Regions from separate parts of the Homo sapiens genome. Here region 2 is linked to region 1. The links are chromatin loops, found by intact Hi-C in ENCODE. Cell type or tissue: psoas muscle. All regions are shown on one strand. Each heading gives the region's core, and the rest is flanking DNA. Links, peaks and the distances in the headings are about the cores only. Region 1 holds the start of FAM47E (family with sequence similarity 47 member E). Region 2 overlaps SHROOM3 (shroom family member 3).

What was found. A loop is a pair of places that touch in the nucleus more often than their neighbours do. Peaks named below come from ENCODE experiments on the same cell type or tissue, not always from the same donor. Only the 100,000 strongest peaks of a DNase experiment are listed, where the experiment ranks them.
Region 2: a loop joins it to region 1, with 3 times the contacts of the local background. A loop is called at or near these places in 3 of 110 quality-filtered maps.

Annotation. Positions count from the first base shown.
Region 1 is chr4:76,245,632-76,261,510 of GRCh38, forward strand. FAM47E (family with sequence similarity 47 member E) reads left to right here and starts at 6,090. Exons shown (of 8, transcript NM_001136570.3): 1 at 6,090-6,189; 2 at 10,547-10,892. The coding sequence starts at 6,116. It overlaps FAM47E-STBD1 (FAM47E-STBD1 readthrough), which reads left to right and starts at 6,090. Exons shown (of 7, transcript NM_001242939.2): 1 at 6,090-6,189; 2 at 10,547-10,892. The coding sequence starts at 6,116. It overlaps LOC105377286 (a long non-coding RNA gene), which reads right to left and starts at 6,046. Exons shown (of 3, transcript XR_938897.4): 1 at 5,477-6,046. In psoas muscle, for the core only: a CTCF peak has its summit at 6,207; a DNase peak (open chromatin) is centred at 6,080; H3K4me3 peaks cover 2,282 bases; H3K27ac peaks cover 1,711 bases.
Region 2 is chr4:76,495,282-76,511,160 of GRCh38, forward strand. All of the region lies in intron 1 of SHROOM3 (shroom family member 3), which reads left to right. Among named protein-coding and RNA genes, the nearest start is that of SHROOM3, 68 kb to the left of the region's middle. In psoas muscle, for the core only: a CTCF peak has its summit at 9,784 (motif pointing left); no DNase peak of the experiment used is centred there.

The sequences.
Region 1 (15,879 bases), core at 2,488-10,487:
CAGATACCATATACTTGGTTTGACTAAGTCCTTTCAGATTGTTCTCCTAATAACTGTTCTAGCTACACTCCCACCAGCAATGTATCCCTACATCCCATCTACTCTTCATGGCCCACTGTTCAACAAAGAGTGGAGGTACAGATCTCCACTATCTTCCTTTAAGTGTGTCTAGCCTATTGCAGATGGCTCAGGCATCTCCTCAAATCTAGCAGCCTGACCGAACTAAAGGACCCATCCATCCACTTAACCATAACCTCCTGAGGGCAGGAACCTTGTCAATTTTATCTGTAATCCCCTATCTGCCATCATGCTCAATGCTACTGACCAAGTGAGAAATGCTCCTGTTGACTATTGGTGTCATGCCTTTACCCCCATTGTTATTTGGTTTGCAGGTGTAGTCTACACTGAGGGCAGTTTTCAAGAAGCCACTTAAAACACTATGCAGGAAAATCTCTAGAGAGATTCTGTGGGTGAGGGAGAAGGTTGACAGTAAGCTGGTAAGCAAGGTTTAGGACTATAATGGTTGTCAAAACACTGTGTTGGTTGGTAAATAGCCACTGCTCTGAGCAATTCTGAGTGACTGCTGTGCTCTGGTGGCTCCAGCCACTCTCTACAAGATCAGCAACTAAAGGAAGGTATTGCCATTATGATTAGGGGACTCTAGGACTCCGTTGTTGCAATCTGGCTGGCCATCTTCCTGATTGGTTAGTGTATATGCTTTACTGGTTGTTAAATATTTTAAATATCCTTCCCCTGGATGAGTACCACAAAATAAGGAATGTTTAGGGGAAAGTCTGCAGACTTTAGGGTGCCCTAGGGCTCCCAGGAAGCTTGTTTCTTTATGTGATAATGGGGTAGAGATTTCTCTAGGATTATTTTCCTGATGGAAAATGCTGCATTTTTTGCTTTTCTCTTATTGAATAACTTACATAGTAAAATGCACAAATCTGATGTGTATAGCTCATTAAAATTTTACATATGTACTAACATATCCACCAACTAGATCAAGATGTAGAAGATTTGCATCTTCCTAGCAGACTCCCTCATGCCTTCTCTTTGTCAGTTACCCGCCAAGTAACCACAATTCTGACATTTATCATTATAAATTAATTTTGCCTGTTTTAAAACTTCATGTTAATAGGAACACAGTGTATACTCTTGACGTCTGGCTTCTTTTGCTCAACATTAAAAACATACTTCTTTTGGGATTTATTTGACTATCTTTCCAATTTGTTAAGTTGGATTCTTAGCTCATTAATTTTCAAATTTCCTTCTTTTTTTGGTATTTTTTACAACTTTAAAAAATTGTGTCAAAATATATGTAACATGAAATTTGTAACTTTAACCATTCTTTTAAAGTTTATAATTTGGTGGCATTAATTACATTTACAATATTATGCAATCATTATCACTATTTCAAAATTTTTTCATCATCCTCCAAAAAAACCTCTGTATCCATTATGCACTAACTCCTCATTTCTTCCTTCTCCCAGTCCCTAAAAATCTCTAATTTACTTTCTGTCTCATGAGTTTGCCTATTCTAGATATTTCATATAATGGAGTTATACACTATATGTCCTTTTGCATTTGACTTCTTTCACTTAGCATGTTTTCAGGGTTAATCCATGTTATAACTTATCAAAATTTCATTCTTTTTATGAATAATTTTCCATGTATGTATATGCCACATTTTGTTTATTAATTCATCTGTTGGTGGACACTTGGGTTCTTATCACTTTTTGGCTATTGTGAATAATGCTGCCATAAACATTGATGTACAAATATCTGAGTTCCTGTTGTTAATTCTTTTAGGTATATACCTAAGAGTGGAATTGATGTGTCATATGGTAAACCTTTGCTTAGCTTTTTGAGGACTGCCAAACTATTTTCCACAGCAATTGCAAGATATTATATTCCCACCAGCAATGCATGAGTGTCCTAATTTCTCCACATCCTCACCAACACTTGTTATTTTCTATTCGTTTGTTTTTATTATTATAACCATCCTAATTGGTGTGAAGTAGTATCTCATTGTGGTTTTGATTTGCATTTCCTTAATGACTAATGATGTTGAACATCTTTTGATGTGATTTTTGGCCATTTGTATATCTTCTTTAGGGAAATATCTATTCAAATATTTTGTCTATTTTTTAATTGGGTTGTTTGTCTTTTTGTCGTTGAGTGGTGGGAGTTTTTAAATATATTACGGATATTAAACTCTTATCAGGTATATGATGTGCAAAGATTATCTCCTGTGGGTTATCTTTTCACTCTCTCTCTTTTTTTTTTTTTTTTTTTTTTGAGACAGAGTCTTGCTCTATCACCCAGGCTGGAGTGCAGTGGCGCAATCTCGGCTCACTGCAAGCTCCACCTCCTGGGTCGACGCCATTCTCCTGCCTCAGCCTCCCAAGTAGCTGGGACTACAGGCGCCCACCACCACGCCTGGCTAAATTTTTGTATTTTTAGTAGAGATGGGGTTTCACCATGTTAGCCAGGATGGTCTTGATCTCCTGACATCGTGATCCGCCCATCTCAGCCTCCCAAAGTGCTGGGATTACAGGTGTGAGCCACCGCGCCTGGCCTCTTTTCACTCTCTTGATCATGTTTTTCGATATACAGAAGTTTTTTATTTTAATGAAGTCCAATTTATCTATTTTTTCTTTTGTTGCTTTGGCTTTTGGTATCATTTTAAGAAGCCATTGCCAAATTCAAAATTGTGCAGATTTGTCCCTATGTTTTATTCTAAGAAGTTTGTAGTTTTAGCTCTTAAATTTAGGTCTCTAAGCTGTTTTGAGTTGATTTTTGTATACAGTATAAGGGCCCAACTTCATTATTTTGCATGTAGGTAGGATTTCTCCAAGACTTAGGGTAGGGATCTTGTCCATCTTGTTCCTAGTACTGTGCCTGACACACATTATATACTCATTCAACAACTATTGATTTGTTATATACCATACTAGGCACTGGAGATGCAATGGAGAAGAAAACAGACCTGATCCTCGTCACCTTGGTACTTTGTTGCTAGTGTTTGCTGAATAAATAAATAAGAAACCATCTATTTTCATGACATCTGCATCATCACAAGTTGATAATTGCTCTATATGGTAATTTTGACTCCATACATTGCATACCATAATTGTAGTCATTACTTAGAGAATCTCTCAGTCTCTCTCTCTCTCTCTCTCAACTCAAAGGTGAAATGTATTAAATACAGTAATCAAGTGAGTATATGTTATTTAAGAATGAGGTTGGTGATTTTCCAGGTGTTTATTTCTAGACTTTTTGCCAGGTAAGCTGGCCATTTCATTCCCAAAAGGATTATTCAAATATATAAAATAGTATTTTCAAACACTATTATATATTCCAGAAAAACAAGCATTTGAATAACAAAAACAATAGAACTTAGCAAACATGGTGAAACTCCCATCTCTATTAAAAATACAAAAATTAGCCCGGCATGGTGGTACGTGCCTGTAATCCTAGCTACTCGGGAAGCTGAGGCAGGAGGATCGCTTGAACCCAGGAGGTGGAGGTTGCAGTGAGCTGAGATCACACCACTGCACACCAGCCTGGGCAACAGAGTGAGACTCTGTCTCAAAAAAGAAAACAAAACAAAACAAAAAAATAGAACTTTAAGGTGAGAAATGGGAAAGCAGTCCTGAATTGGTAGAAACCCTAGGCATATGGACAAATTGTTTATTTATTATTTGTTTGTTTATTTAAGAGTGATAATTTGCCAACATATTATTTTGCTAAATATTTTTAAAAGGATTATTGCAGCTGTAGAAAATATATAGAAAGCCATCTTAGGAAACTCTACCTCTTGCTTGCTGATATATAAATTGTAGTCAGCTTTTTCTTCTTTTTGTCACAACCTTTGGAGATTCCGGTAAAATGCCTCCTTCAGAATATTTCTGGGCATCCGTTATTTGTTTATTTATTTATTTTTTTTTTGGTTACATGAGTAAGTTCTCCAGTGGCAATTTCTGAGATTTTGGTGCACCCATCACCCAAGCAGTGTACCCTGTACCCAATGTGTAGTCTTTTATCTCTTGTCCCCGTCCTATCCTTCCCCCCAAGTTCCCAAAGTCCATTTTATCATTCTTACACCTTTGCATCCCCATAGCTTAGCTCCTACTTATGAGTGAGAATGTACAATGTTTGGTTTTCCATTCCTTAGTTACTTCAGTTAGAATAATGGTCTCCAGTTCCATCCAAGTTGCTACTAATGCCATTATTTCATTCCTTTTTATGGCTGAATGTTATTCCATTATATATATGTGTATATATACACATATATACCACAATTTCTCTATCCACTCATCGATTGATGGGCATTTGGGCTGGTTCCATAGTTTTGCAACTGCAAATTGTGCTGCTATTAACATGTGTGTGCAAGTATCTTTTTTGTATAATGACTTTTCTTCCTCTGGGTAGATACCCAGGTAGTGGGACTGCTGGATGAAATGGTAGATCCACTTTTAGTTCTTTAAGGAATCTCCACACTGTTTTCCATAGTGGTTTTACTAGTTTACATTCCCACCAGCAGCGTAAAAGTGTTCTCTTTTCCCCACATCCACACCAACATCTAATTTTTTAAATTTTTTGATTATGGCCAGTTTTGCTGGAGTAAGGTGGTATTACATTGTGGTTTTGATTTGCATTTCCCTTATAATTAGTGATATCTAGCCTTTTTTCATATGTTTGTTCACCATTTTTATATCTTCTTTTGAGAATTGTCTATTCATGTCCTTAGCCCATTTGTTGATGGGATTGCTTGTTTTTTTCTTGCTGGCTTGTTTGAGTTCCTTGTAGATTCTGAATATTAGTCCTTTGTTGGATATATAGATTGCAAAGATTTTTCCCACTCTGTGGGCTGTTTACTCTGCTGATTATTTCTTTTGCTGTGTAGAAGCTTTTTAGTTTAATCAAGCATTGTTTGGGCAAATTGTTACAAATCATTCCTGCAGGACTCCATTCAGCCTAGATAACCATACTTTTGGCCCAGTTCTCACAGAATTTCTACAGAAACCCTACCTCCTCAAAGTAATAAAAAGTTTGCATTACAATCGGACTAATATCAAAGAAAATAAAAATAACAATTGGGCTAATTATAATGATTACCTACATAGCTTTCTCCATTAACTAACTCACAACAGCTCTGTTAAGTAGTCAGGACAAATATTACCACCCCCGGTTCACAGCTGGAATAATAGTACTTGCATAATAATAATTCTTGAGGGATTCTTAAATGCTGGCACTGTGTTAATTTCTTTATATTCATCGAATATCCCCAATAACCCTACAGGTAGATACTATTATTTTCCCCATTTTCAGGCCAGGTAATTAATGAAGCTTAAAAATGTAAGTACCCTGCCCCCAGGAGTGCATAATTATTAAGTAGCAGAACCAATGCTTATATTTAAATCAGAAACACTCAGAAGTAGCATAAGAATTTAGTAAAAACGAAACACACCCTCGTGCAATCCGTATTATGTGGCCACGTGCCTACCAGGGTCAGCTGGATGGTACTTGTCTGCTAGAAGTGAGTCGAGGCAGAAGAATCAACACAGGAGCTGGAAGGGCCTCTGGAAATCAGCTGGGGACTAGAGACAGGTGTGCAGCCCTCGGTTTACAGAGGCTGTGAGACCAAGAGAGTTCCAAGACCTCCAGGAAAACATCTCCCTGCTAAAAGGCTTTCCCAACCTTTAGAAATCTATTCATTTTCCCCACTTTCCATCCTCTTTCTCTTGCTATCTCTTTATCGCTCCTCCTGCCTTCTTCCTTTCTTTCCTTCAGTAAACGTTTTTTGAAACGATGATGAGCAAAAAACGCCTGATCCAGTCTATGGCGCGTTTCGGTGGGAAGATGAACACGCCTTCCCAGCAGAGTAAAACGTGATTACACCAAGGACCGGTACCCTCTCCCTTCCCTCGGCCAGGTCCACGTCCCCAGGCGTCGGAGAAGGGGTTGGACCGCGCAGCGGGGCGTCAGAGTTGCCAGGCGCCCGGGGCAAATACCGGCAGCGGTGGTTGTGCGGTGTCCTAGCAACGGGGCGGCAGCAGGGCACACACACCGCCCAAGCCCGGACGGTGGCCGCGAAGCTAGGGCCACCATGGCGGACCGCAGGCGGCGGCTCCGGCCGGGGACGTTGGCCCCGGTGCGCGAGGGCGTGAACTGCAGGTCCAGGTAAACACTCAGCGCCCGGGCCGAGGGCGCATCCCACGCGGGCCGCGCGGGGGCGCCTGGAGACCCGCGCTTGCTGGGGCGGGGGCGAGGGGAGAGGTCCAGCCTGCCTTCCCTCCTCAATGCTTCCTGTACGTACAACATAATACGCTGAGATAACCAACGCTTGGCGCTGCTCTTTGCAAAGGATTTTTCCTGCTGTCATCCTCACAACCCCCGCCTCCCACGCCCCCAGGGATGTAGACTAATATCCCCATTTCTGATGGGAAAGTGATGGCCGCAGAGTCCGCTGCGGAGGCTGGTGCCCTCCTGCTAGCCACCCACCCTTTTCCGGCCTAGCCAACCAACTGTTCGCCAGATGCCCCGGGGCGCCTGGAGCCCTGTATCCGATGTTAGGCATCTGCTGCCCCTGGAGCCTTTGGTATCCAGATGGCGGCTGTGGCCAAGTGGAGCCCAGGGTTGGGGGAGCGCCTGGGGTGCTAGGGAGGTCTGCTAACATTTTGTACGGTTGTGGTAGCCTCAGAGCAGGAACAAGAAGGTTTTTGCCTTTACCGACTCCTTGACAATCTTTTGAGAATGGAATTCGTCTGTCTTGGAGACAGCACGATGTGGTGGTGAAGATTCCAAAGTCTAGAATCAGAAAGGCTTGAGTAGAAGGCTAGTTCTCCTCTTGTTTGCCTGGTGACCTTAGGCAAGTTGGTTGCTCCTTCTGGGCTCACTTTCCTAACTATAAAATGGGGCAATAACTTAGGAATCAGCTTTCTAAGATTGTCGTGAGGATTAATGGAGATAGCACATGTAAAGTTGTCACTGGCACATAGAACGTATCGTGTACATGTTAGCAATTATTCATAGTTGTTTCTAGCAGTTATTCATAAGAGCTTCTTTGGGAAGCTTCTCCCCCCCATTTAAAAATTTTGTTTTGAAATAACTGTAGGCTCACCAGAAGTTGCAGAAATAGTACAGAGGTCCCATGTACCCTTCCCCTAGCTGCTTACAGTGGTACCATTTTACATAACGATAGCACATTGCCAAACCAGGAAACGTCATTGGCAGAATATGCTAATTGAACTAGAGACCTTACTTGGATTTTATCAGCTCTTACTTGCACTCAGGTGTGTGAGTTCTGTAACATTTGGTCATATGTATACATAAAGATACAAAACTGTTCCTTCCCCACAGAGGAACTCTTAGTATTACCCCTTTGCTGTCACTTCTTTTCCCACCCCAGCCTTGTCAATCGCTAAGCTGCTCTCCATTTCTGTAAGTTAGTTCTTTTGAGAATGTTAGATAAACAGAATAATACAGTATGTAACTGTTTGAGACTGGCTCTTTTTCACTCATCATAAAGCCTCTGAGATCCATCCAAGTTGTGTGTATCAGTAGTTCATTTTTGTTGCTGAGTCGTGTTCCTTGGTGTGGATGTACCACAGTTTGTTTATCCATTCACTTGTTGAAGGACATTCAGGTTGTTTTGGACATTCCAGTTTTGGGGCTAATATGTAGAAAGCTGCTATCGACATTTGTGTACAGAATTTTCTGAGAACATACTTTTTCATTTCTTTAGGATACATGTCCGGTATCCTTTTGCAATTCTTAAAGAGGGAAATATCCATATATCATGTACTAGTGTCTGTGAAAACAGTAAATATTTAGAAAAATTGTTTCCAGTTTTATTTTATGGGCCAAGCAAGATTTTTCCTGAACCTAACATAATGCAGAATGGTAAGCTTATTAACTATGAGAGGCCATGTGGGGGAGAGGAAAGCCCTCCCTTTACACTGGTTGCCTTACTCTCCTCTTGGAACTTAGTTTCCTTATTAAAAAGAGGAAAGCGGTAGCCAGGCATGGTGGCACATGCCTGTAGTCCCAGCTACTCAAGAGGCTGAGGTGGAGGGATTACTTGAGTCTGAGAGGCAGAGGTTGCAGTGAGCCAAGATTACACCATTGCACTCCAGCCTGGGTAACAGAGTGGAACCCTGTCTCGAATTAAAAAAAAAAAAGAAAGGAAAGAAATGAGGAAAGTGGCTCGCGCCTGTAATCCCAACACTTTGGGAAGCGGAGGCAGGAGGATCACTTGAACCCGAAGTTTGAGACCAGCCTGGGCAACATAGCAAGACCCTGTCTCCTCTCTCTACAAAAGCAATTTAAAAATTTAGCTAGGCATGGTGCCGCACACCTGTAGTCCCAACTACTTGGGGGACTGAGATTGGAGGATCCCTTGAGCCCAGGAGTTTGAGGCTGCAGTGAGCTATTGAGCTATAATTGCCACTGTACCCTAGCTTGAGCAACAGAGTGAGACCCTGTCTTGAAAAAAAAAAAAAAAACAGAAAAAGAAAAGTGAAGAAAGTAGACTGGATTTCTTTTAGGATCTCTGCCAGTTCTAACATTCTATGAAGTTTCAGCTCACTGCCACGTACATTCCCCATTTTGAGTTGTATGGCTGTACTTAAACAAAAATATTTGTTCTCAGATTTGATTTCATGAAGTGCTTGGATGCATGAGTTAGTTGTAAATGTGCATATAATGAACTTTGTAAAGACATTTAATATGGAGGGTTACTTACTAATAAGTAATGCTGAATGGGTCATTAATCTTATGATTAGATGTAATTTCAGCATCTTTCTGCCATTTAGCTATTTAAGAGTGATCTGTTAAATGCAGAGAGTAACTTTTTGTTAAGTTCATCTTTTTGTGTCCTTTCATCTAGATCTTCACAGTAGAGTTGGGTTAAGCCCTTAAAACAACACCTACACATCTATGCAACAAGTAAGAAGTTTCTAGGACTCACTAGAGAAGAATTGGGGCCAGGCTGGAATCTCTTAAAAACACTTTGTAGCAATGGGTGTAGCAAGGATTAGATTTGGTGTAAAAAGACATTATAGATAAAAGGGGTCTGAAGGTGGAAGAGGCTTCAGGGAAGGACACAAAGACTCTAGAATTACCTAACTAAGGCACTGTAATATGTGAGGATAATGAGACGCTCAGATTCCAAGTCGTGGCTTTGGTGTTCGCTGGTTGTGTTAGGTTATTCAGGAGCTTGTTCTATTTTCCTTCCTGTTTGCCCATCTGTCTCTTCCATCTCATCTATATGCCCTAACTACTCAATGCTAACAGGGCGCTGGTGGATAAGGAGGCTGAGTGAAGCAGCTATATATATGGCGGTGGGAGAGGTGGAGGTTGTGAATGAGAGAGCAGATGATTTGTCTCCAGTGGGCAACCAATATGCCAATTGGGGCTCCTTGGATAAGTGGACCCACTTTTCACAGATCTTGAAAAATCTGGCTTTTCAAGAGGAGCCATTTTTCCCGATTATTTATGTGAACATTTTTATTTATCATAAACTCCAGTAGAGTGATTAAGCACCTTTTTCTGGAGCTGCCTACCTGGGTTAAACTCCCAGCTCTACCATTTATTAGCTGTGTGACCTTTGACAAGTGTTTTGTTTTTTAACTTCTTTGTGCTCAATTTTCTTATCTGTAAATGGGAATAATACTCGTGCCTAATTCATAGGGTTGTTATGAGATTTAAATATGCTCGTATGTGTAAAGCATTTAGAACAGTAGAACAGTGTCTGTTATGTTGAAAATTCTCAATTTATGTTAGCTATTATGATTCTTATTAAAACACAAGGAGGACCAAATGACAGGTTTGTTGGCCCAATGTAGCCCATGGACAGCCATTTTGCAGCCTTTGATCCCCTGAGTTTAGGGGGAACCCACAGAGGTTACATGAAGAGCCAACGCCATTCAGCTAGTTAGGGGCTGAGTTGTCAGTGGGATCCAGGTTCTTCCCGCTCAACTGCACTCTGTCCCTTTTAGTGAAGAGAGAGAGTCCTTGGGAAAGGCAACAACTTGAGTGTCCTTCACAAAGCGAATGGAGAGATGAAATGTGGTGGCGGCAGTTGGAATAATGAATTAGATTTACATAGAGTGACATGGAAGGGTCTTTAAAATATAGTGCTGGGTAAACAAGAAGCAGAATAGTGCCATTTACGTAAATTAAGAGTGCATGCACACATAAGGATGCTTCAGAATTTCAAGGATGTGTACAAACAAAGGATATATTCCAAATCCACTAGGGCAGTTTTGCTTTTGCAAGGGAGACCAGTGAGAGTCGGATGTGGGGATAAAATAGACAAGAAAGCAAGAGAGGGGCTTTGTACGGAGCAGCAATTCTGTGCTATGAACTAGGAATATGATTAACTCCAGCTTCTCCAGTGAATCCCACTTCCCCTACCCCCAACCCTAAAAGCTGGAGACCAGCCTTTTTACTACCTCCTTCTCCCACCCAAGTCCTGTGGTTAATATGAACAGGCATGTGGTATTCTAGGTACAAAGAGAATCTATCTACCTTCCAGATGTTTCACAAAGCACAAGAACGGGCTGAAGTTCCCCACCTCTCTGCACAGCCGGCAGTTGGTATTTCCAAGAAAGGGGCTGGACGACTTCAGGAAGGGCTGCCCGCCTTGCACTGGTCTGGTGACTCAGGTCCCTGTGGAGGGCTTTCTGCCCCAGATTTATCACAGAGCTCCCCAACTGGCCCCAAAGAAGAGGCAGATCAAGCTGCTCAAGGAAGCAGACGTGCTTTCCAAGCTCTCGCCAGCCCAGCAGGCTCGGAAGGCATTCCTGGAGGACGTGGAGGCCCACCTGACCCCACATCCCTTAGCGCTCTACCTGAATCTGGAAGAAGCTATGCCCATAGAGGTGATGTGTCCTAGGGTTTGTGGGAGGGGCTTCACTGGGGCCTTGCAAATAATTCTATCTAAATGTCTAGGAAGTCCCCATGAGAGGGTGACATATTTATAAGAGGAGTGATGAATGTCTCCCCCAGGATGCGAGTTCTTATGGGCCTCAGAGCAGCCTTCTGTCCTCTGTTCCCAGAAAACACAATCAGCAGCAACATGCACACTGCTCTCTTTGCTTCCTGTGAAGCCCTTCAATTTACAAAGATGCCACAAACCAGAAACGTATGACTTCTATTCCCCATAATTTCTACCCATCTACTGTACTTTGTGTTGTGACTTTTTGGGGAGAGGAGGAAACAATGAGAGGGAATTGTCTAGTCTTATTTTTGTCACTTTAGCCTGGTATTAGGAAGTGCCCTTAAATACTTACTAATGGGTGGAAAGAATGAGACCAGAAAGGTCATGGGGAAAATCCTCCTAATGGTCCAGACTAGGGCTGGACAGCAGCAGCTCTGTGATGTCACCAATGTCCCAGGCCTCTCCTGACTTTAGCTCTATATCCTTAGTATGCATCTCTCGTCTTTGTATCTCAAAGTGGCTTCCATGCTTCCAGGCATTGAGTCTGTATTTCAGACAAGAAGAGGGAAGGGACAAAGGTTAAAGGGTGCATGCCAGCTGACTCTGTCTTTTAATTAGGCAAATAATAGCTTTCCCAGTAAACATCTCTTTCATCTGACTACTCCTAGTTGCTAGGGAGTCTAGCAAATGGAGTTTCAGAGTTGGGCATTGAACCTGAGCAAAACCCAGGTTCTATTAGATTTAAAGAGAAAAGGTAGAATGGATATTGGGCAGGGAGCTAGCAGTGACTGCAACTCCATCCGCATCCCTGCAGCCTGTATTCTACACAGAGAGCGAGACAATGGTTCAGAAAGGCAAATCTCTGCTCAGAGCCTTCCAGTGTCCCCTTCTCTCTCAGAGAAAGCCAGAGTTCTTGCTGGGATCTGAAAGGCCTTGGCATTCTGCTCTCCACAGTACCCCTGTTCTGCTCCCTCTCCAACTTCACCCCTGCTCCTGCCACTCCAACCACTCTGGCCTCCTGGCTGCTCCATCGACATTATGAGCATGTCCAATTCAGCTCTCTGTTCTGGTGCCTGAACACTTGCTCCAGACGGCTGCTTGGCTTACTCCTTCACTCCCTTTAGATCGATGCTCAAATGTCTCCTGATTGGAGAGGCCTGTATAAAATAGCACTTCCCTTCCACCCTCACATCTACTCCTTACTGTGCCCTACTTTTCACTGTAGCACTTGCCACCACTGAGCTCCTCCCACAATGAAAGCTTATAAGGGCAGGGACTTTATTTGTGTCTTTCACTGTGTACCACCAATACCTGTCCTATGGCGGACACTCAATAAATAATTTTGAATGAATGAATAAATGAATGATCGGTGGGAGAGAAGTCTACAGAAAGGACAGCTAGAATTGCTGATCAGTTAATTTCTCTCTGGGGCTTTCCCTCACTGCCTCCTGCAGGCCAGAACTTCTGAGTCCATGACAAAGAGATTGATTGTTTCCACACCTCAGATGGCACATGAGCATGGCTTGGGATTGTGGCGCTTATTTCCATGTGTGACTTCTGCAAATAGGTGTGTTGGCTTCCTGCTGAAGCAGGATCTTTTATGGTGCTAAGGTGGCCATCAGAAGATCCAGGTTTAAGCCCTACCCACTTAGCAACCCCAGCAGAAAGAGAATGCACCTTTTTGCATGATCCCAGAAAACTTCCATAGCCTAATTATCATGGATCCAACTTTGATCATGTGTCTATTCCAAAGTCAGTCACTGTGGTTCTGATTGTTTGGTCGGCCTTAGGAGTGAGGATGGGGTCAGGCTAATTCAGACCATGCAGGTTGAGAGTGGAGAGAGAGGTGGTTCTCCAAGGAAAAATCCAGATATTCATGCGAGGGAAAGTAGACAGTGGGCAGTCAAAAACCACAGAAATCCTTTAGAGGCGCTTCACTCAGTGGGGCATTTGGGGACAGGGGTAGGCCCAGAGACATATTCCATTCTAGAGGAAGTAGAACTTTAGTAAAAGACTGTGTACCCAGTGTCCAGGTGATGGGAGGTTTATCCAAGTGGTGCTGATTATAATCCCAAAAGACATAGTCCCAAACATCATAATCGTGAATGTTGAGATCCCCAAAGTCTAAAATCCCACAAATCACAATCCTGAAAGATTGAATTCCTGAATGTTGAAATCCTGAAAGCCAAATTCTGGGGAAGGGATTAGTGTGTTTTTGGTTGTATGCAGGATAGTTGCATCGTGGTAGGTGGACCTATTACCTTGCTATTGTCCTTATTTGGAAATTAAATATGGTTTAAGGAGATGAGTATAAGTGTCAACCTGACAAGAGGTGGACTTGTGGACTTAATTTTAGGTGTCAATTTGACTGGATTAAGGAATTTCCAGAAACATGGTAAAGTGTTATTTTGGATGTGTCTGAGAGGATGTCCCCAGAGGAGATTAGTATGTGAGTCTGAGTGGAGCAGGCCAGAAAGATCTACCCTCAGTGTTTCAGTGCTTCAGAGATCACAGAGTAAGTGAAAATGCAGGTGAAAAATACAAGAGATCTCCTCTGCCAAATTATTCAATTGTGTACAATTTATGCCTCTTCACATATAACACCGTGGTTGCCTTCGAGCATGTGACACCGTTTGTCAGAGAATTAAAAGAATTTGACAAGCTCAGCAACCTTCTGAACCAGACATTTGCTGATATTGAGATTCCTCCAATGTCATAACCACATAAAATGGTGAACTACTCTTGGTTAAAGATTTGACTGTCAAGAAAGATAGACTTCTTATATTTACCACTAAATCTAACATAGAAAAACTAGTGCGTGTTTCGCTTTGGCTATTGGATGGCACTTTCAAGACTGTCCCTACTTTTTAAAATCAGTGATATACAATTCATGCCCCTGTTGGATCTGGAAATTCTAAAACTTATCTACTTCTTTATATATTAATGACTGGAAACAAATGAAGTATTTTATAATCACTTATTTGAAGATTTGGTGGACTGTGCAGAAGAAAATGGATTTCTTGGAACTCCCAAACCAAAATGACAGGTTTGGAATTAAGTGTAATCAAAGCTTCTAAAAGTGAACCTGAAAGAGTTATCAATAAAAATTTTTTTTCATGTAGTCTAACACATGTGGCAGAAATTCAGATGAATGGATTGGTCATGAGATTTGGCAATGACAGAAACTTGAGTTTAAAAATGAATAATTTCATGATCCTACACCCAGAAAACCTTGAAGATTCATCCAAAAGACTCCTAGACCTGATAAACGACTTCAGTAAAGTTTCAGAATATGAAATTAATGTTCAAAAATCAGTTGTGTCTCTATACATTATCAATGCTGAAGCTGACAACCAAATCAAGAACTCAATATCATTTACAATTGCCACAAAAAACTAAAATACCTAGGAATGCATTTAATGAAGGAAGTGAAAGACCTCCACAAGGGGAACTACAAAACACTGATGAAAGAAATCATAAATGATGCTAATAAATATAAAAACATTCCATGTTCATGTAAAGGAAGAATCAATATTGTCAAAATGACCATACTATCCAAAGCAATCTACAGATTCAATGCCATTCCTGTAAAATTACCAACATAATTTTTCAAATAATTAGAAAAAACAATTCTAAAATTCATACAGAATCAAAAAAGTGTCTGATTAGCCGAAGTAATCCTAAGCAAAAAGAACAAAGCTGGGGTCATCATGTTACCCAACTTCAAACTATACTGCAAGGCTACAGTAACCAAAACAGCATAGTATGGGTACAAAAATATGCCTATAGATTAATGGAACAGAATAGATAACCCAGAAATAAAGCCACACACCTACAACCAGCTGATCTTTGACAAACTTGACAAAAATAAACAATGGAAAAAGGGCACCCTATTCAATAAATGATGCTGGGAAAACTGGCTAGCTGTATGCAGAAGAGTGAAACTGTGTCCCCATCTCTCACCATATACAAAAATTAACTCAAGGTGGACTAAAGACTTAAATGTAAGACCTGAAACTATACAAATTCTAGAAGAAAACCTACAAAAAAACTCTTCCAGACATTGGCTGAGGCAAAGAATTTATGACTAAGACCTCAAAAGCAAATGCAACAAAAACAAAAATAGACAAATGAAAGTTAAGCTAAAGGACTTTGAACTGCAAAAGAAACTATCAACAGAGTAAACAGACAGCAGCCTGCAGAATGGGAGAAACTATTTGCAAACTATACATGTGACAAAGGACTAATGTCTAGAATTTATAAGGAACGTAAACAATTCAACAAGAAAAAACAATTCTATTAAAAAGTAGGCAAAGCCATGAAGTCTCCCCAGGAGGTTAAGGCTGCAGTGATTGCACCATTGCACTTCAACCTGGGTGACAGAGTGTGAGACCCTGTCTCAAAAAAAAAAAAAGTGTACAAAGGACATGAACAGCCACTTCTCAAAAGAAGACATACAAGCAGCCAACAAACATATGAAGAAATACTCAACATCAGTAATCATCAGAGAAAAGCCGATTAAAACCACAATGAGATACGAGATACCATCTCATATCAGTCAGAATAGCTATTATTGAAATAAAAAAAATAACAGATATTGGCAAGGATGCAGAGAAAAGAGGATGCTTATACACTGTTGATGAGACTGTAAGTTAGCTCAACCTCTGTGGAAAACAAGATGGAGATTTCTCAAAGAACTAAAAATAGAACTGCCATTCAACCCAGCAATTCCACTACTGGGTATCTACCCAAAGGAAAAGAAATTGTTTTATCAAAAAGACACCTTCACTTATATGTTTATCACAACACTATCACAATAGCAAAGTCATGAAATCAACCTAAGTGTCCATCAATGATGGATTGGGTAAAGATAATGTGGTATGTATATACCATGAAATACTGTGCAGCCATAAAAAGAATGAAGTCAT
Region 2 (15,879 bases), core at 5,339-13,338, 250 kb after region 1:
TGAGGCTCACAGCTGCACTCTCTTGTGGAAAATTGTGTTCTGCTGAAAGGAGCAAAAAAAATGAGGTTACATACCTTCCCCCCAGGGATGGCCTAGAACCAATGACTGATCAATAAGAAAGTACAAAAATCTGGCCTTCTTGCATCAAAGCAGACAACTCTGTGTGCCCTTCCTGCTCCAGAGATCTGATGCAATCAGGCTGAGAACAGACTTCAGCTGGAACCACATTTTCACTTCTGTGCCTTTCTGCTTCCTTCATTGCCCTATAGGATTCTCCCAAGAACATCCCTCAGTACATCGCTTGTAATGAATCCCTGTCTCTGACTCTGCTCCTAGGAAACCCCTGATAGCAGAGAAGCAGAAGTTGAGCTATTCTGGTGTTCAGGGCTCATTTTTCCTGATGTGGGGAGAGGGAATAGACGAAGTGGTTGGGAACATTGGTGAAGGTCTGATGTGAGGCATGTGAGCAATGTGGAGAATGGGAGCAGTGTCTGATATCAACTTAGGTGAGAGACTACCATATGTGTATGGCACCAGTCTGTATTGTGGTATCATTTTCTTCAGCACTCAGCAGCCTGGGGTATAAAAACACAGACATAGATGACACAAGGTTGTAGTTCTGGCAGGCGGATGCCATAGGAAGTCAAGGAACCAGGCACGACAAGAAAGGACTTGAAGATAGGAAGGAATGACTAGTTTGAGAGAAAATGGAGGTGTCAGTGGACCAAAGCTGTTCATACAATGGAAGAATATGTGTGATGACCAAAATACAGGTAACAAGTGTCAAGATTAGGAGGCTAGGCTAGTGTGTTGAGAGTTTGGAACAGGAGAACTTAAGATTTGAAGGTTTAAGCATTTCTGCCTAATGACATGTCTAGGATATGCCACAGCACAGGTGTGTGAGTGAATTGGAGGGTGTGCTTCTGGGGTGAGGAGGGCAGGGCACTGCAGTGTTAGGGAGCTGGATGGGCCATCCTCTTGGACACTGCCAGCACTGAGCCACAGTAGTGGTCCAAGGAATTCACACTGCACATGCAGCTGTTACCTGCCCCAAGTCCCAGAGATGCCATCACTTCCTGTGTCAGGCCTTCGTGGAGCAGGTGTCCCTAATGAAGGCAGTGGGCAAAGACAAATGACTTGGAGGTATGGAATTTCCCAAGGAGACCCTTTTGTGGTGGTATAGAAACCAAACCACTTGTTAACAGGTTAAATATTTCCCATCTTTCTGTTTTCATGCTGACATAGGTGTTCTTGGACTCATTGACCCTCCTGGTAAATCTCCCAGTCAGGAGAGTTCCACCCTTATTGGATCTCATTCCATCATCCTCCTATGTATTTCGACTTGCTGTCCTTGTCTCCTAATCATCTCAATGACCCAGGCATTGAAGAATGAAGAGTGCCATGATATTGTAAGAGAAGCAGTTTGATGTAGTAGACAGGGTCATGCTTTTCCTTCTGCCTGGATTGTTCCCTATTCCCTTCCTCATTCAGTCAATTCTTACTCATCCTTTCCATTTGGCTTAAATGTCTCTCTTCTCCCCAGAGTATTTCAGAGTCCACTTCTGTATTATATACTCTCAAAGCACCTTATTCCCCTTTGTGACTCTTATCACAATTATAATTAAACAAACAAAAAGATTATTTCATTGCTTAAGGTCTATCTGACTTGATAGCATGTAACCTCTATAAGGATAAGGCTGTCTGTGTTATCCCTAGCTGCTAGCATGGTGCCTTACATAAAGAATGTGCTTAATAAATATTTGTAGAACAAATAAGAGACGTATATGGAACTGAGAGTCCATTTCTGTTTTAAGGCATGTTCCTATTTAGCTGTGTGATCTTGGACAAGTCACTTCAGCTCTCTGAGCAAAATAACTTCTTACTCACTTTAACATTGTATGATTTCTGATTTCACAGTCTATCAGCCAAACACCTTAACAACTCTTAATCCCAACAGTATGTCTGGGCTAACTAAAAGCATTCATCTGGAACTTCTTAAAGTAGCTTGTTCCTAGAGAAACTATTTTTCCTTGTGTTTCAGTAATCTCTTTCTAAGTAAAAAATAATTCCCACATTTAGTGGCTTAAAACAATAATTTGCTCTCTCAAATAAACAAGAAAAAAGTAATAATAAAGATCAGAGTGGAAATCAATAAAATAGAAAAATAAAAACAGAGGAACATAACATAGAGACTGTGCAATGTTTGGGGAAAGAATATCCAAGGCAGAGGTACTGCTAATCCACAGGTCCTACAGCAAGGCATGCCTGACATGTTTTTTAAAATCAGAAAAGAGGGCTGGGTGCAGTGGCTCATGCCTGTAATCCCAGCACTTTGGGAGGCTGAGGTGGGCAGATCACCTGAGGTCAGGAATTCGAGACCAGCCTGGCCAACATGGTGAAACCCTGTCTCTACTAAAAATACAAAAATTATCTGGGCGTGGTGGCAGGCACCTGTAATCCCAGCTACTTGGGAAGCTGAGGCAGGAGAATCACTTGAACCTGGGAGATGGAGGTTGCAGTGAGCCGAGATTGCGCCACTGCACTCTAGCGTGGGCAACAGAGCAAGACTCCGTCTCAAAAATAAATACATAAATAAAATAATAAAAAGATAAAATAAAATAAAAATCAGGAAAGAGGTCGTGCATGGCTGGAGCAGAGCACCCAAAGTGTATCGAGCCCCTGGTCAATGTGAGGACTTCGGCTTTTCCTTTGAGTATGATGGGAAACCCCTGGATGGTTTTAGCAGGGAAGCAATGCAATTTGAAGTCATCAGCTCTCTCCTTCTGTGTCAATTATAGTTTGTTCTCTTGCCTCTAGTCATACAAAGTTGTATTTCCCTGGATTGTGAGACAGAAAAATCTAATTCTATATGATCAGAGATAGGCTGTTGCTTTGGGCAGGTTTTTATTTCATGTTTATAGATTAAGAGTTTGCACTTTCAGTTCCCAGGGAGTTCACACAGATGGGGTGACTGCTTTGTCTTAATTGCAATTGTCATGATGTATGCGTACTTTCCTAGAACTGGACTGAGGCTCAGATGGATAGATAGTTCAAGGAAGATAGATTAACAGAGAGAGGGAGGGAGAAAGAAAGAGAGAGAGAATAGATTAAATGGATGGATGGATGGTTAGATTAACAGACGGACAAAATAAATGGATGATGATAGGAGGAGGAGAGAGCTCGTCCTCTTTGAGGCAGTGTATAAGGAGGACTGGTTGACTTTTTCTTTCTTTGTGAATCACAAACAGAGTTTAGAAGTGGTATGTTTTCATTAACGCTACCTTAATTAATATCCCCTTAATCATCAAGTATATTCCATTTTGACAAAATAGAAACTGAATTCCTTCTTATCTCCCAAAGGCAATGGAAAGGCTAGAGAGAGCTGGCACTGTGCTATTACAAGCAGATGAGAGGCATATTTGCTGAATAACGAGAGTAGCTAACAGTACTGAACTTTGCCCTTTTGGTGTGGGACTCTTTCTTTCCTGAATGTTCAATAATGTCTGGCTCTTTTCCTTTGTGTTCTGGTTTTATGCAAACACAAATTACACTCTTGTTGACTTCACTGTAACCCATGAAATTAAAGAAGGGGAAATTGGAGTCCTATAGAAGGCAGTTTCACCAGTCCTGCCTCTTGGATTTGTGCGATGGAAACTGAGAACAGCTGTATTTTTCTAACCAATTTTATGAGAAAAGAAGTGTCCCCAGCAGTAATCAGCACAGGCACATGATAGGAACAGACAGAGATGCTGCTTTAAAATCATATATTCTAGAGCTGAAAGCCATCTAAGAGAGCATCCAATTCTCCCTCATTGTATAAATGAAGAAAGTAACTAAAACTCGGAGGTACCTGTTCACACTTCTTGAGTATATACTAATTATGGGAAGCAACGTGGCATCACAGAAATACCACAGGCCTTGTGGAAGTCTGTGTGGGAATCATAGCTCTGCCACTTCCTAGCTGCTGTGGCTATTGGGCAAATTATATTATCTCTTTGAGCCTTCTCTCATCTGTCCCTGCTTCATGGGCTGGTTATAAGAATCACATGATATAAAATATAAAGCCCTGGCACAAAGTAGATAGTTAATAAATAGTAGTTATGATTAGCTCGCTTTTGTTGCTAGTGACAATACAGAGTAAAAACCATCTCAGCAAATACTTAGAATAGGATTTTAAAATGTCAACCAATGGCAAACTTGTTTGAAGTAAATTTCAATATACTGAAATTCCAATATAATTCAGGGAAACAAACATTTTTATATAAAATATTGTGCTATACACTAGAGTTAGTTCAAAAATAAGAACAAGATCTGGGTTCTGCTTTTAAGGAAATGAGAGTAGACATGCACGCTAGGCTGCCTTTCAGTGAGGGCCGTGGGACGGGCCACTGGGGAGGAGGGGACATGGGTCTCTGGGTGCACAGAAGAGGTTCTTCCTGGACAAGGAGCTCAGGGAAGTCTTCACAGAGAAAGTAACATTCGAGAGGTTTTTAGAAGGGTCTAGAAAAACAGATTGAGGGACATTCTTATTGAAGGGGGCCCCATAATTACAAATACAAAGTATATTTAGATTTAACCAACTCCTCTGTTTAAATGAGCATAGAATATGTGAAGGGCAAAGCTTAAAATAAAAATGATAGCTACCACTTACGGAATTCACTCATGTATTCACTCTTTTGCTCGTTGTGCAACTCTGTGAGGTAGATTATTATCTCCATTTTGCCAAAGAGGAGACAGGCATGGGCAGGTTAAATGTGTTGCCTAAAGGCCTCACAGCTGGTAAGCAGTACCAAACTTGAATTCAGGTCATCTGACTTCAGAGTCCATGCTCCAGTTCGGACATTAGACAGTGAGCTTGACTTTTTCTGCTAGCCGCTCCAGATCTATACCCTCCTCTTCTCCCTGCTGCTCGGGGACCCAGGATGCTGAGCTGTGTGGGCTCTGTCAGCATGCTCCCTTGGCCCTGGTTTCCCGTCATAATAATGGAGGGAAATGGGAGATGGGGCCTCAGGTTTGCCAGGGCTGTATCCCTTTGTTAGAGGACACAGCTCCTGTTGGCCAGCCGCTCTTGCAGCTACAGGTCTCCCTGTGTTGAAAAACTCTTCTGTCTCCTTGTCCCAGGACAGCTAATGCTAGCCTCAGAACACTTCACCATCTCATGTTGGTTCCTTTAACCCTGTCCCTGTCTCAGTGAAGATCGGAATTTGGGGGTTATAGGATAATCTGTTCAGCTTTAGTGGATACTACCAAATAGTTTCCCAAAGTGGTTATACCATTTTTTTTCCTACTAGCAGTGTAGGAAAGTTTCAGTTGCTTCCCCCTTTTGCCAACTCTTGGTATTTTCTGTCCTTTTCATTTTAGCCATTCTAGTGGGTACACAGTAGTATCTCATTTGTGATTTCAGTTTTCATTTCTCTGAGAACTATGGAAGTTGGATACCTTTTCGTGCGTTCATTGGCCATTTGAATATCTTTGGTAAAGTATCTAAATCTTTTACCCTTTTTCTTTTCTCTTTCTTCTCCCTCTCTCTCTTTTTTTGTTTTTGAGACAAGTGTCTCTCTATTGCCCAGGCTGGAATGCAGTGGAGTGATCCCAGCTCACTGTAACTTCAAACTCCTTGGCTCAAGAGATCCTCCCACCTCAGCCTCCATAGTAGTTGGGACTACAAGCGCACACCACCACACTTGGCTAATTTTTAAAATTATTTTGTAGAGATGGGGGGTGGTGAATCTTGCTATTTGCTCAGGCTAATCTTGAGCTCCTGGCCCTCAAGAAATCATCCTGCCTCAGCCTCCCAAAGTGCTGAGATTACAGGTGTGAGCCACTGTGCATGGCCTTTTTGCCCATTTTTAAATTAGATTGTCTTTTCTTTTGGATTATGAAGTTATTTATAGATTATGAGTAAAGTCCTCTGGCAGAGATATGTATTACAAATATCTTCACTCTGAGGCTTGCCTTTTCGTTCTCTTAAGCATATATCTTTTGATGAAGAGATGTTTTTAATTTTAATATACTCTATATATTTTGTTTCTTTGTGTTACTATTTGTAAAAATAATAAGAAATACACATATTGCTCTCGGCCCACAGTCCCTGATACAGAGCTCTTAAAACCCTTGTAATTTCCTAAGCAATAAGGATGCTAGGAGAACCTTTTGTTCTAATATTCGACCTTTTACTCTGGTTCCTGACTTTTAAAGTCCTTAGGAATTTTAGAGCTTTTAAAGTCCTTAGGAATTTCCTGGGCGGCAGGAGCATCATTTAATAAGGTAGCTCTTGGTGGACTCCTGGATGGGAGCTGGTCACCATAAAGACTAAGCCATAATTATAAGCTGGGGTCTTTCAGCCCTAATCCACCAACTTGCCACAATTCTCCAGAGAAGGGAAAGGGGCTAGAAATAAAGTTAATCACTGATCATGTCTACGTGATAAAGCCTCCATAAAAATTCCTAAACTATGGGATTCAGGGAGCTTCTGGGTTGACAAACACATCTGCATGCCAGCAGGGTGGTATACCCCAACTTCATGGGCATAGGAGTGCCTGCACATGGGACCCTTTCAGACCTCGCCCTATGTATCTTTTCATCTGGCCAGTCATCTGTATCCTTTATTATATCCAGTAAACATAAGTAACGTATTTCCCTGATGCTATGGTTTGAATGTTTATCCCCTCCAAGCTCATATTAAAGCTTAATCCCCAATGTGGCAGTATTGAGAAGTGGGGTCTTTAAGAGGTCTCGAGGGCTCTACCCTCATGAATGAATTAATCCATTGATGGATTAATGGGTTATTACGGTACTGGAACTGGTGGCTTTATAACAAGAGGAAGAGAGACTCAGCTCTCTGGCATGTGATGCCCTGTGCCGTCTCGGGACTCTCCAGAGTCCCCGCCATCAAGAAAGCCCTCACCGGATGCAGCCCCTACACCGTGGGCTCCTTAGCTTCCATAACTGTAAGAAATAATTTCCTTTTCTTTATAAATTAGGCAGTTTCAGATATTCTGTTATAAGCAACAGAAAATGCACTAAGACACCTGAGTTCTGTGAGACACTCTAGCAAATTAATCAAACCAAAGTGGAGGTCATGGGAATCCGATGGATAGCTGGTCATTCAGAAGCAGAGGCCACATTCTGTGCTTGTGACTGGCATCTGAAGGGGGGTGGGGGCAGTCTTGTGGGACTGAACCCTCAACTTGTGGGACCTGACACTATCTCCAGGCAGATAGTGACAGAATTCAATTGAATTAGAGGATACTTAGCTCGTGTCCACTGTAGAATCTGCCAGAGAATTGCTTGGTGTGTGGGGAAAACCCCCCACCCTCTGGCATCAGAAGTGTTGAACGATTTTGTGAGAGTAGAGAGATTCGAAGAACCATTGGTTTTACCTATATCCTTACATGGCTTTGTATGGTTTTTAAAAAGGCATGTTTGCTGCTACAATATCATAAGAATGTTTTCCTGTGCTTTATTCTAAAAGCTTTCTGGTTTTATCTTTCATATTTGGATCTGCAATTCATTTGGAATTGATTTTTGTGTGTGATGTGAGATTAGAGTCCTGATACGTTTTTTCTCTCGTATGGCTATCCAGTGAACCTAGAACCTTTTATTTAAAATATTCTCTTTTCCATCAGTTCACTGCAATGTCATACTTTTCATGAATCAGGTGACTGTATACATATGGTTGTTTTCTTGTATGCTATGTTCTATCCCACTGGTCTATCTTCTTGTCTATCCTTGTGCCAATATTATACAATCTTGATTATTATGGCTTTATAATGACTCTTGATAACTGGAAGTGGAAGTCTTCCAGCTTTGTTCTTGAAGATTGCCTCAGCTATTCTTGGTCCTTTGCATTTTCATATGTATTTTAGAAATAGTTTGTCAACTTCCACACACACACACACACACACACACACACATGCCTAGAGTTTGGTGAAGATTGTGATGAATCTATAAATTCATAGAAAATTAACATCTAAACATTTCAATTCATGAACGTTATGTTTAGGTCTTCTTTAATTTTCCCAGTAATATTTTGTGGTTATCAGTGTAAAGTTCTTATACATATTTCATTAGATTTATTCCTATGTGTTCGATTTGCTATAGTAAATAGTATTCTTTTTAAAATGTTGTCTTTTGTTTGTTGCTATTATATATATATATTTTTTGAGACAGGGTCTTACTTTGTCACCCAGGCTGGAGTACAGTGGCATGATCTCAGCTCACTGTAACCTCTGCCTCCCAGGTTCAAACAATTCTCATGCCTCAGCCTCCCAGGTAGCTGGGATTACAGACGTGGACCACCACGCCCAGCTAATTTTTGTGTCTTTAGTGGAGACAGGGTTTCACCATGTTGGCCAGGCTGGTCTCAAACTCCCGACTTGAGGTGATCCACCTACCTCGGTCTCCCAAAGTGCTGGGATTACAGGTGTGAGCCACGGTGATTGGCCATATAATTGATTTTTGTATATTCACCCTTTGTCTAGTGATCTTGTAAACTCAGCAAAGTATATCTGTGGAAGGCATTTGGTAGATATCCTTTATTAGTTTAAGAAAATTATCTTCTATTCTGTTTTTCTACACTTTTGTTTAAAACCATGAATGTGTGCTGACTTTTATTAAAGACTTTTCCATCTCTTAAGATGTCCAACCCTGTTTTGACTCAGCTCTAGGACCCAATTCTATAGCCCTTTCCCTGGTCTTGGCTTTATCCCCACAATCACAAAAACTCCATGAACAAAAAGGAACAAACAAGGACCTGAACCGAAGAAGTGCCAGTAAACATGGAAAGGAAGAGACAACTGTAAGAGATTTTGATGTTCTGCAATATAAATGTTTTGTACAGTCCCAGATGTGTTGAGAGAGAAGCCGACTTCTCAAAAAAATTTTTTTTTTTTGAAACGGAGTTTTACACTTGTTGCCCAGGCTGGAGTGTAATGGCACGATCTCGGCTCACTGCAACCTGCACCTCCCAGGTACAAGCAATTCTCCTGTCTCAGCCTCCCAAGTAGCTTGGATTACAGGCATGCGCCACCACGCCTGGCTAAGTTTTTTGTATTTAGTGGAGACAGTGTTTTACCACATTAGTCAGGCTGGTCGTGAACACCTGACCTCAGGTGATCCACCTGCCTCGGCCTCCCAAAGTGCTGGAATTACAGGCGTGCGCCAAAATGCCCGGCCGACTTATCAGTTTTTTAAACTCCTGCCTCCTTTTGATAAACATAAAAAATCCACATGAAACTTTTGTTTAATGTACGTATTATGGAAACAATAAGCTATTTTCCAAATATAAATTTTAATATGATTAAGCTTTTTGAACTTTTAAATATAGATTGCCCTTATTAGAGATTAATAATATAGTATGTGTAAAAGCAAATTACACATTCTATAATCCCCTGCCCCTAAAGTCCGATACATCCTCCCTGAAAGGGTACTTTTCTCCTTCACTTTCTCCTAATTGAAACTCACTGAAATAGCATCTACATAGAACATCACTGCATGGTGGAGCGGCAGATAAGCTGGTTAAGCAATCTATCATTACTATCATCTGGATGTCCCAGGATGGTTGGGGTAAGTAGAAATGTATGAAGACTCTAACTGGCAATGGGATTTTATCATTGAAAAGTGCAGAGCTGGCCAATTCAGACCCAAGTTGCAGGTGTACCTGGGAGAATACACACTTGTAGGTTTTCAAATTTACTAATATTTAAGCAGTTTGATTCTCTACAATTACTTCAACATTTGACTATTGGGCTTGAATTTAATGAATCCTGGTGCCCTCTTGTGGACATGAGAGAATGTACAAAGAGTATAGCTTTGAGTTCTTTTCATTTTAAGGATTACTTTGTGTACCCATGTCCCATTAACCTAAGATAACTCAATAGGTAGAAGATCTCAAGTCACACAGCCAGGCATAATGTTGCCAATTATAAGCCCTGTGAACTTAAGATTCCTTATCTGATAAATGGCAGTAACAATAGTACCCACCTTACTAAGGTTCTTGAGAAGATTAAGGATTTAAGGAAATTCCCTTCCATTCCTACTTTCCTAAGATTTTGTTTGAAACCATGAATAGGTATTGAATTTTATCATATGTTTTTTCTGCATTTTTAAAGATGTACACTTCTGTTTTGACTCAGCTCTGGGACCCAACACTACAACCCTTCTCCAGGCATGGCTGTACCCTTACTTTATACATCCATACATACAATTGGCCCTCTGTATCTGTGGGTTCTGCATCTATGGATTCAACCAACCACAAATTGAAAATATTTGGGAAAAAAATAATAAATAATAATACAACAATAAAAATAATACAAATTTTAAAATAATATAGTATAACAACTATTTACAAGCATTTACCTTGTATTAGGTATTGTGACTTTTTTTTTTTTTTTTTTGAAACAGGGTCTAGCTCTGTTGCCCAGGCTGGAGTGCAGTGGCATGATCATAGCTCACTGCAACCTTGAACTCTTGGGCTCAAATAATCCTCCCACCTCAGCCTTCCAAAGAGACTACAGGCTCATGCTACTATGCCTGGCTAATTTATTATTATTATTAGTTTTTGTAGAGATAGGGTCTCACTATGTCTCCAACTCCTGGCCTCAAGTGATCCTTCTGCCTCCTCCTCCCAAAGTGCTTGGGATTACAGGTGTGAGCCACCATGCTCAGCCTAGAGATGATTTAAAGTATATGGAAGGATGTCATCAATGATAGACTGGATAAAAAAATGTGGCACATATACACCATAGAATACTACGTAGCCATAAAAAAGGATGAGTTCATGTCCTTTGCAGGGACATGGATGAAGCTGGAAACCATCATTCTCAGCAAACTAACACAAGAACAGAAAACCAAACACTGCATGTTCTCACTCATAAGTGGGAGTTGAACAACGAGAACACATGGACACGGGTTGGGGGGAGGGCATCACACACCAGGGCCTGTCAGGTAGTGGGGGGCTGGGGGAGGGATAGCATTAGGAGAAATACCTAATATAGATGATGGGTTGATGGGTGCAGCAAACCACCATAGCACGTGCATACCTATGTAACAAACCTGCACGTTCTGCACATGTAGCCCAGGACTTAAAGTATGATAAAAAACAAAAAGTATAAAAATAAAGTATATGGAAGGATGTGTGTGTGTCATATGCAAATACTATACCATTTTATATAAGGGACTTGAGCATCCATGGATTTTGGTGTCTGTGGATGAGGGGGCCTGGAACCAATCCCTCACAGATACTGCAGGATGTATCTTAGCCTGGCACATAGTGGGCTCTCAATAATGTTATCTGTGTTTAGTATCAATCATCTTAATCAATTATCAATCCCTTAAAGGAAAGGGAAGGGTATGAAGGATATAGTATCCCAAAACAGAGTGGCTACAGATACTAGTAACCTCTCCTCCCCAGTCCCATCCTACCTCATTCCTGATTCCCTGCAGCAACTACTCAACTCTCAACTATTTCTTTTTATATTTATCATCATATTTTTAATAACATGTTTTATGGATCTTCTTCATTTTTTTTGTCCATATGTAGTATTATCTATTGACTTTCTATTATGGAAGATGAACGTTTAACTCTCTTACAGTACTCCCTCCATACTTCCTTTCCCCCATTTATGATCCCATGTATGTAAAAATAATGTACTCTATTTTATATATTTGGTCCTCTCCATAATAACCAAAAATATGGACCAAGGCATAAAAGGTGAATACTAAAAAACGGAACCTTGTTTCACATTATTAATGTCAAATAAGCCTGAACTCTTCTTAAATGAAGCAAAGAAAAAATTTATAATGAAAAAGATTATAATTTGCAATGATAATGGAGTTATCACATAACTTTATGCAACAAGGAAGAAGAAATAAAAGGAGAAGGTTTTAATCACCTTTGTTGGTCCATGTCTGATCAAGCAGAGGAAAACTAAAAAGGACATAAAATATCTAAACAATTTAATAAATAAATCCAAATGTGATTCCAGATAGACTCATATGACCAAATAACACATGCAAATATTGACCTTATATCAGGTTATAGAGAAAACTGTTTTCCAAAGCAGCTGCACCATTTTACACTCTAATCAGCAGGGCCAATTTCTCTACATCTTCACCAATACTTGTTATTATGTCTTTTTGATCATAGCTGCCTTAGTGGGTATGAAGTGGTATCTTATTGTGATTTTGACTTGCACTTATTTAATAGTTAAAGATATTGAGCATCTTTTCATGCACTTTTGGTCATTTGTATCTCTCTTTTTTTTTTTTTTTGAGATGGAGTCTCGCTCTGTTGCCCAGGCTCGAGTGCAGTGGCGTGATCTCGGCTCACTGCAAGCTCCACCTCCCAGGTTCATGCCATTCTCCTGCCTCAGCCCCTCCCGAGTAGCTGGGACTACAGGCGCCCGCCACCATGCCTGGCCTGGCTAATTTTTTTGTATTTTTAGTAGAGTCAGGGTTTCACCATGTTAGCCAGGATGGTCTCGATCTCCTGACCTCGTGATCTGCCAGCCTCGGCCTCCCAAAGTGCTGAGATTACAGGAGTGAGCCACCATGCCTGGCCGGTCGTTTGTATATCTTCTTATCGGAAATGTCTATATAAATCCTTTGCTCATTTTAAAAATTGAATTGTCTTTTTATTGTTGAATTATTATTGAATTCTAAGACTTGTATTGTAGATGCAAGCCCCTATCAGATACATGTTTTACAACAATTTTCTCCCATTATCAGGGTTGTTTTTGTATTCTCTTTATGTTGTCATTTGAAACACAGTTTTAAATTTTGATGATGTCCAATTTATTTTTTTCTTTTATTACTTGTGCTTTTGTAATCGTATTCGAGAAACCATTGTCTGATTCCAGGTCATGAAGATTTATGCCAGTGTTTTCTTCTGTAAGTTTATAGCTTTAGCTCTTACATTCAGGTTTTTTTTGATATTTTAACTTTTTGTCTATGGTATGAGCTAAGGGTCCAGCTTTTTCTTTGATCTGTGGATATCCAGCTGGCCTAACATCATTTGTTGAAAACATTATTCTTTTCCCCATTTAATTTTCTTGGTTCCCTTGTTGAAAATCAGTTGACCATAAGTATGAGGGTTTATTTCTGAACTCACAATTCTATTATATTCTATTTATGTCTGTTCTTCTGCCAGTACCATGCTGTCTTGATTACTGTGGCTTTGTAGTAAGTTTTGAATTTGAAAGTATGTCTTCCAACTTCTTTCTTCTTTTTCAAGATTGTTTGGATATTCTGGGTCCCTTGAGTTTCCATATGAATTTTAAAATCGCTTTTCAGTTGCTGCAAAGAAGCCAAGTGAGATTTTAATAGGGATTACATTTAATCTGTAGATCAAATTGGGGAATATTGCCATCTTAACAATATAAAGCCTTCCAATCAATGAACGTGGGATGTCCTTCATTTATTTAGGTCTTTTAAATTTTCTTTCAACAATGTTTCATGGTTTTCAGTGTATATGTGTCATGGTACATTTTTGCTGCCATAACAAAATACCTTAGACCAAGTAATTTGTAAACAGCATAAATTTGTTGCTCATAGTTATGGAGTCTGGGAAGTCCAGGATCAGAGCACCAGCAGATTCAGTATCTGGTGAGGGCTTGCCTTCTGCTTCCAAAATGGCACCTTGTTGCTTGACTTTACATGGTGGAAGGCGGAAGGACAAAGGAATAGAGCCCTTCCTTCAACCTGTTTCATGACAGCACTAATCCCATTCATGAGGTTGGAGTGTTCATGACTTAATCACTTCCCAAAAGACACACCTCTTAATACTATCATACTGACTATTAGATCCTAACATGAATTTTGGAGGGACACATACATTCAAACCATAGCAATATGTTTTGCATTTCTTTTGTTCAATTTATTTCTAAGTATGTTCTTCTTTTTGAAGCTATTATAAATGGAATTTTTTTAAAATTTCATTTTCAGATTGTTCATTGCCAGTGTATACATATCCCCCCCTCCGAATCCAGCATCCACAATATTTTTAATAATGACAGGATCCGGTTAGTTTTTGTAGTACAGCTGGCCTCTTGGCCTCTGGTGTAGGGTTTGGAGTAGCTGTGCAGGTACCTGGGGCCTTACTGAAATGCTTGTATATTTCTTGGTCCTTGTGAGGATGAAAGAGCAGGACAATGCATAGACTTTGGGGGCGTCCAGGTCAGGACCTTGCCCTCCAATTATGATCCCCACAACCATTCATTTTGTGTTCTTGGCCAGGAAACTTCATTTTCTTGATCATCTGGCCTGTTGCTGCCACTCATGAATATCCTCTACAGCACAACTTGGTTGAAGGTGGAGTTGGTTCCTCTGGCCAGAAACATGTACCGCTTGACCAACAGCTTTAGATCAATTTCCTGGCTCTTGAGTTTCTGGCACTGGGTTCCTTGTGGCAGGTGTGGACTCCCATGATGGTGCCTCCTACTCAGCCATGTCCAAAAAAGTGAGCACTCTCAGACTCTTTAAATACTTTATTTGGAATTTTTGGACATTTACCCAATTTTTACCTAATTTTTTCCATATAGAATTACACATATTCAGAAGTGAGCTAAGAGTCTTTTTCTTATTGGATCATTTAGGTTACCTTAGGTCTGAAATTCTCAGATATGTATTGCTCTCATCTACTAGATCCTTGAAATTTGCCAAAATTTAAATTATTTTTGGCAAAATTGAGCAAATATGAACACTTCCAATGTCAGTGAGGAAGTGTTAAAGTGAGTACTTCCATATACTATTGGTGGGACTGTGAAATGGTGCGGGCACTCTGAAAATAAGTTTGCCAATACCAAAATCCTCAGTTAAGATTGTAATTTTAGACCCCGTACTTTTCCTTCTATAAATCTATCATTAAAATACTGAGATCCAGACCAAGATTTATATATAAGACCTCCTCAGTATTATTTTATAGTACAAACGTGTTGAAATCAATTTCAATGTGCCATAAAAATATTTATCTATGCATTAAAAAAGGCTGAAAGGAAATATATCAAATTGTAATAATGTTATCTCTGAAGAATGGGATGAGGTAAAGTCAGTATAATCAGTAATAAAAAATGGGGGCAAGAGCACAGATTGTACTAGTTACAGACTTGAGTTTGAGTTCTCTCTCTGCCAGATGTAGCTGAATGACTTTGGGCAAGTTACTTAACCTCTCTAAGCCTCAATTTCCTTAAATATAAGATGGTGGTAATAATAGTTGTTGCCTTATAGGGTTACTGAAAGAATTGAGTGAGATATACACAAAGTGCTTAGCACAGCAGTTGATCCACAGTGAGTGCTAAGTGTTAGCTCTCGTTGTCATTGGTCACCTGGCCTTGTCATATACAACTGCACAATCCCCTGGAAATGTTTCCACTGAATGAGACACCTATGGATTTGGACAGACTGGCTTTTTCTGCCATGTACTTCAATGGCCTTAGTTGTTGAGGACTCGATATGTGCATGTGATGTGAGTGTAATTGACCAGAGAGGTAGTGTGGCACAGGGGAAAGAACAAGGAGACTTTGGTCCCAATCTAGGTCTTGGTTCCCTCATCAGTGAAGTGAAGGGAGCTGGACTAGAGAATTTCTAAGATCTCTTCTGGCTCTAAAATGTTCATTTCTCACCAGGCACGGTGGCTCACACCTGTAATCCCAGCACTTTGGGAGGCCGAGGCAGGTGGATCACCTGAGGTCAGGAGTTCAAGACCAGCCTGGCCAACATGGTGAAACCCCGCCTGTACTAAAAATACAAAAAATTAGCCAAGTGTGGTGGTTGGCGCCTGTAATCTCAGCTACTCGGGAGGCTGAGGCAGGAGAATCGCTTGAACCTGGGAGGTGGAGGTTGCAGTGAGCCAAGATCACGCCACTGCACTCCAGCCTGGGC